Regions from separate parts of the Mus musculus genome. Here region 1 is linked to region 2. Evidence: chromatin contacts called from ENCODE Hi-C or POLR2A ChIA-PET data. All regions are on one chromosome and are shown on one strand. The core of a region is the stretch at or near the end of the contact, and the rest is flanking DNA. Distances in the headings are between cores, read along the strand shown. Region 1 overlaps Mcu (mitochondrial calcium uniporter). Region 2 holds the start of Mcu (mitochondrial calcium uniporter).

Region 1 (2,918 bases), core at 281-2,780, 93 kb after region 2:
TCTTCTATCACACACAGAGAAAGCAGAGTCTGGAGTGCTGCGGGCTCTGAGGGAGGCTGTAGTCTCCACCAGTACTGGAGCTAAGGCTGCTGTTTCTAGCTTTCCAACCCTGACTCTGTTCTTCCCATAACGCCTACATCTCTGGAGGGACTCGATCTAACCTAGATACTTTTCACCTTTGGTAGCTCTTTGCCTGTTTGTTTTTACAGTTGCTACTAAAAATAGGAACTGTTCTTTTAGGTGAGGATTCTAGGTAATTGATTCCGCCGACTCCTCAGCACAGTGCCTGCATTCCTGTGTGGTCCCCTTTCGGGACACCGGTGTAGCTTTTGAGGAATTTGGGTGCTGAAGCGTTGAGCTCAGAGAGAAACTCTTACAGTGAAGAGGCTGGTGCCCTCTCCTAGGGCAACCTAAGGCGTTCCCTGGCGACTTTGTGGGTCTCACCTGCACACTTTAGGGAGACAGACTGGCTCTTGGAGAAGCAGGCTGTTAGTGTACTGTGACCTTTTGTGTGTGGGTGGAGTATTGGGGTGGGACCTAAGGCCTCCCACATGGCGAGAGCATGCAGCCACCTCAGTTTGTCCTCTTTGTGGTACTGATTGCCCATTAACCTCAGCATTGGCATAGACTAGAGCTAAACAAATAAGTTAGCCAGTTGTTGTTAGTCTCATGGTTTTAGTGTCTAAAATAATTTTGCACTTGATCAAAATATAAATCAGCGCTGCTTTTCTTTACAAGGAACGGTTTATGAGCAACGCAGGGTTGACAGTTTTTTGGTCAGGAATTCTTAACTGTGTCTTCAGTGAACCTGGCCAGAATCCTGCCCCGGAGCCTGCTTTCCTCAAATACATTGTTTGTGTGTCTTCTACTGGTCTCTGGTTTAAACGGCCACCAGAGCATTAGATCTGTGAAGCTTCATTTTCTGCATTGGGTTTTAGCCCTTCTTCGATACGTGCCTATGGCACGTATTCTGGCCTTTCTGTTCAGTCGATTACCAGGGAGAGATCACTAGCTCAACGCCATCTTAAACTGTTTGTGACCTGGGAGTAACTGCAGGCCACTTTTCTATCTAGCTCACCAGAGATGATTTCATTCTTCATACAACCTTCAGACCTTGGGCCAAGAGCTTTGCTTCATGTTTCATTTGTATTATTCATGACTTGCTGTTTCTGGATTCCTCATACAATAGAGTAACCTCCCCCTCGTCTCCTGTCTGAGTTCTATTGTAAAGCAAGATTGACTTAAACAATAATTTCCAGGAGCAAAAGGAAGTGGGCCTTTCCATCTGGGTTATCCGTCTTGGTTTATATCAGTGTTGGCGCACACAAGAGTTCAGTGTCAGTGCTTGCCCTGCTTGCTCTGTTTGTCTTAGAGGTCTTTCTCTGCAAGATCTGTAGCAACTCTAATATTTCCTGCACTCCTTTATCCAGCTGTCTTCTGTCATCTCTCACCTTCTGCTTGGCTATTACACTGCCTGTCTGATAAACGCTCGGCGAGCCTCAGAGGCTGCAGAACTTTCATTCAGTAATGCAGTAGTCTAAAGAAGGCGCAGACTTGATCCTCAAGCCTCCTCCGCCTTCCAAATCCCTGAATGACGCCCACAGCCACTGGGTCTGGGTTTACGTGGAAGTCTTCGTCTTCACCTCAGTCATCGTCCTTGGCACACATACAGATACTGGGACTACTTTATACAAATCACTTATCCTGTGAATGTTTCCATAAATGCTCCAATATTTCTCTGAAAGTTAAGAGTAGCCGCAATGCCGTTATCAAATGAAAAATAGTAACACTTTAATAGCGTCAAATATCTAGCAATCGCTTAAAACTTCCTGATTATCCTGTCTGTATTTTCAGTCAGATACAAGGGCCAGGAAGGGCTTTATAGGAAGTTATGTGGAGACCCTTTTTTCATTAAATCATTCAAATACACAGTGATTATTTAAATGAATATGTCTTTTATGCACCAGGCAAAACTCTTGGTGTCAGGAATGTGGGGTGGAGCCACTTGTAGACCTTGTATGTGTGTGGAGAAATAGGCAGGAGGGAAGAAGGTAAGAACAAACAATCAGGAAGAAAGGAAATATTACATAGGATGAAGTGCAAAGAATAGAATGAAAGTAAGAGGTGTGTTCAGTTAAGCCACTTTATACAGCATGGAAGGACAGCATCCTTAGAGGTCAGGAATGATGAAGAAGATAATCATACAAAAACAACCTGGAAGTCTGTTATAGACAGAGGAAAGAGGCAATCGATCATTCACTTGATGATGCCGAGCCGTCTCACAAATTCAGTGTAAGATGCAGACATGGAGGTGAGCATGTCCTGCAGTGTGGGTAACACAGCTTCCAGTGTAAGATGCAGACATGGAGGTGAGCGTGTCCTGCAGTGAGGGTAACACAGCTTCCAGTGTAAGATGCAGACTTGGAGGTGAGCATGTCCTGCAGTGTGGGTAACCCAGCTCCAGTGTAAGATGCAGACATGGAGGTGAGCATGTCCTGCAGTGTGGGTAACCCAGCTCCAGTGTAAGATGCAGACATGGAGGTGAGCGTGTCCTGCAGTGTGGGTAACCCAGCTCCAGTGTAAGATGCAGACATGGAGGTGAGCGTGTCCTGCAGTGTGGGTAACCCAGCTTCCAGTGTAAGATGCAGACATGGAGGTGAGCGTGTCCTGCAGTGTGGGTAACACAGCTTCCAGTGTAAGATGCAGACTTGGAGGTGAGCGTGTCCTGCAGTGTGGGTAACCCAGCTCCAGTGTAAGATGCAGACATGGAGGTGAGCGTGTCCTGCAGTGAGGGTAACACAGCTTCCAGTGTAAGATGCAGACATGGAGGTGAGCGTGTCCTGCAGTGTGGGTAGGATGATGTTCACTTTAGCAGTCCTGTTAGCCAGATTCTCATTGCTGTGGGTCATACTTGATGA
Region 2 (3,207 bases), core at 130-2,629:
GTTTCTTGTGTAGTGGTTCTCAACCCTCCTAATGTTGTGACCCCTTAATACATTTCCTCATACTGTGGTGACCTTAAACCATAACACTGTTTTTGTTGCTATCTCATATCTGTAATTTTACCACTGCTTTGAATCATAATGTAAATACCTGTGTTTTAGGATAGCCTTGGGAAACTCTTGTGAAAAAAACTTTTGACGCAAAGGGTCGCGACCCATCGGTTGAGAAACCTTGTCCTGTGGCAAGTCGTGTTTTCAAGAGAAAGTTGAGTGAGGTCAGTCCAAGCCAGGCATGATGGTTCATGCTTGTGATCATAGCACTCAGGAGGCTGAGGCAGGACGATCATAAGTTCAAGGCTAGCCTCAGGATGTAGTATGACTTAATCTCAACAAAAATCCGAAGTACTACAACAAAACAACAACAACAACAAAAAGGGTAATTCTACGCTGGGTGTGATGGTCCATACCTATAACCCCCAGCACTGGGGATGGTGAGGTTGGAGGTGAGTTTGAGGTCATCCTGGGCTACATAGAGCATTGCCGGTCAGGCTGGGCAACATAATGACAGTCCCCCGTATCCCCGACCCCCCCGCAAAAAAAAGTTATTCTCAACTGTGTTCTACTTGCTATCTTAGCAAAATTATGAAACTTGGTTCATCTTTACATGGCTTTATTACATTGCTGGCGTCTTCTGTTTTTGTAGTTTATTTTAAAAGGGAGACCAAGGTCAAACATGGTAACGAACAGTGTTGCTTTTAGAGAGGAATGCGGATCTAAGGGTGCTGGGGAAAAGAATCAGATGTTTCAATTGTGTAGCGTTCTGTTCATTCAGCCCAATGGCAGGTACTCATCCTGGGAGTTTGAAGCTACAACCATTCTACCTAATACCATGCTACACAGCACTGCCATTGGATAACTTTACAATTCAGGGTTAGTCTCGGCACATCCAAATGCTATCTGTTATGGATGCTAACTTTAGACATGCGGTCGAGAGTTGTAGCCAACCTCCTTAAAATGACCAGTTGGGTGCTTAGGCAGACAACTTAGAACACTCAGAACTCAACTCGGAACAAGCTCTGCACAGGTATCTATTTCCCCTAGCTCTCTTATCAAGTCACTTGGTAAAGATTAGCCAAATCGAACGGGCAATCCCTTACTGCTCCATTCCCAGAGGCTCGAACGCCAGAGACCGGTCCCCTAGAATTTGCCCGTAAGGTAACTCTGGAAGTGACAGACAGCCCGAAGCCGGGATTCTCCCGCCTTTTGATTGGACTTTGCAGGAAGCCCCGCCTCAGAGGCTTGACTCAGGACTGCAATTGGCCTAGTGAGGCTGAGTGGCGGGTCTTGGCCACGCCCCTGCCGTCCGCTGCGCTGCCTGGGCCAGCGCCGTTTCCAGTTGAGAGATGGCGGCCGCCGCAGGTAGATCGCTCCTGCTGCTGCTCTGCTCCCGGGGCGGCGGCGGGGGCGCCGGCGGCTGCGGAGCGCTGACTGCCGGCTGCTTTCCCGGGCTGGGCGTCAGCCGCCACCGGCCGCACCAGCAGCACCGGACGGTGAGCGAGCGCGGCTCCGGGGAGGGCGGGGCGGCGTGGGGAGCCGCGGGCAGGCCGGGGCGCCCGGCGACTTCCCTCAACTCGCGGCCGCCCCGGGGTGGCGGGCCACCGAGCCGCCGTGTCCTTCAGCGCCTGCGGCGGCGGCGGAGAAGGCAGGGCGGGCGGGAGGCAGGAGAGGAGGAGGAGGGGCGACAGCAGGGATGTTCCCGCAGGACTGGGGACGCCAGGGCGGGGAAGGCACGGGACTTGAACCTCTCCCTGACCCGCCTCCGGGCTCGGTCCCTCCTTCCGTCGTTTCTGACAGCTTTGCTCCAATGCTCCCGAACTGAGCCCGGTGCAAGTTGTCCCCTTCTCACCTCCTCTGGGCGGGTTGGAGCGTCCGGAGTTGCCGCGGTTGCCGGTGTGTCAGGAGAGTGGCAGTGCCATGCTGCTGGGAACTGTCCCCGGAGAGCACCCCGGGACCCCAGGAGGCTGCTGCCTCGCCCTCTCCCGGCCCCCTAGGAACACGCAGGGAGGAAAATCAAACTTTATCCTTCTCTGATCAGGTCCCCTGCCTGTGCGTGTTCTGCTTCCTCGAGGTGGATGCTGCATTGCTTCAGGAGGCAAACACCATCCCCTCGGGTTCTTAAAGATCCCGGTGGTCCCTTCCGAGGGTTGTGCACGCGTGCCCAAAGGAAGGGCAGCAGGCACAAGAGAGGCGGCATGGCAAGTTGTTCACAGAGGGAGAGATTTAGTGATTCCATTAATCAGTTCTTGCCGGGTTTCATTGCTTGGCAAAGAAGGAATTCTGTCAGTAGCCCAGGGGCGTGTGTATGTGTAGTGTTGGCGGTATGGTACCTGAGCTTGGCATGGAGTTCTTGACCTAACAGGTCAGCAGGTTCCCTTCCTTTGGACTTTCGAGGCCCATATGTGTTGGTCTCTGGCCAACTCTTGAGAGAACAAGTGTAGGTTTAATTTCATAAGGTGAACTTGTGTAGTGTGATGAGAAGGCTCACTGCAGCTGGCCCAATAGAGAAGGTGCTGCCTTCAGCCCGTGCATCATGATCTGTCTTGTTCTGTTTCCCTGTCTCCTAAGAGGAAAGGACTAGAGCTTTGCAGAGAGGATAGCCCTAGACCTGTGGTAGCATAAAATTGTGGGAACGCACTATGAAAAGAACCGAGGCGCTGAGAATACAAGATAGTATTGCTATTATTAGTGGTAGTGATGGACCTGAGCTTCCTTCTTGTGAGAAGATTGTACTTTTTCATATTTGGCATACTGACATTGCTTTGCTAAAGCTTTTGGGTGAGAGCCGAGTTTTTCTATAGTTCAATTCTGATTTGCATGTATGATAGCCTCCAGTTATGTTCTCTGAAAGACATACAGGCCACCCCCAAAATGTGATGGCAGTCTTTTCCCTCTGAACTATTGGAAAATTTCCCGAGCTATCTTTGTTTTCCAATGAAGCATCCTCCGATTTTGCAGTTTGTTCTTAATACTGTTTGGGTGTGGTATTCAAGTGGTGTTTGAAAATGTGTGCCTCAGATGCACCGGTCTCTGTGTGTGTCTTCCTTGTAGAGCTACTTCAGACAATATTCTTCTGTGCTATTCTGGGGTGGGTAAAAGTGATGAACTGAATCTGTAACTGAAAGCACAATTAAAAATGAAGTGTTATTTTTG

Evidence for each region. A loop is a pair of places that touch in the nucleus more often than their neighbours do. ChIA-PET counts read pairs that join two places held with the same protein, here RNA polymerase II (POLR2A).
Region 1: a loop to region 2 is called in a map of heart, with 2.0 times the contacts of the local background. The contact joins the enhancer-like site here to the promoter of Mcu in region 2. A Hi-C loop is called at or near these places in 2 of 37 maps with a recorded cell type or tissue (T-helper 17 cell and heart). POLR2A ChIA-PET finds 5 or more read pairs at or near these places in 2 of 5 experiments (both embryonic stem cell).

The regions. Positions count from the first base shown.
Region 1 is chr10:59,522,488-59,525,405 of GRCm38, reverse strand. All of the region lies in intron 1 of Mcu (mitochondrial calcium uniporter), which reads left to right. Among named protein-coding and RNA genes, the nearest start is that of Gm40671, 52 kb to the left of the region's middle. Within about 2 kb of position 1,530, at least 1 of the 3 ENCODE cell types and tissues checked has a DNase peak (open chromatin) inside an H3K27ac peak, as active enhancers do; it is heart, where a contact is called at or near this core.
Region 2 is chr10:59,614,864-59,618,070 of GRCm38, reverse strand. Mcu (mitochondrial calcium uniporter) reads left to right here and starts at 1,379. Exons shown (of 8, transcript NM_001033259.4): 1 at 1,379-1,547. The coding sequence starts at 1,401.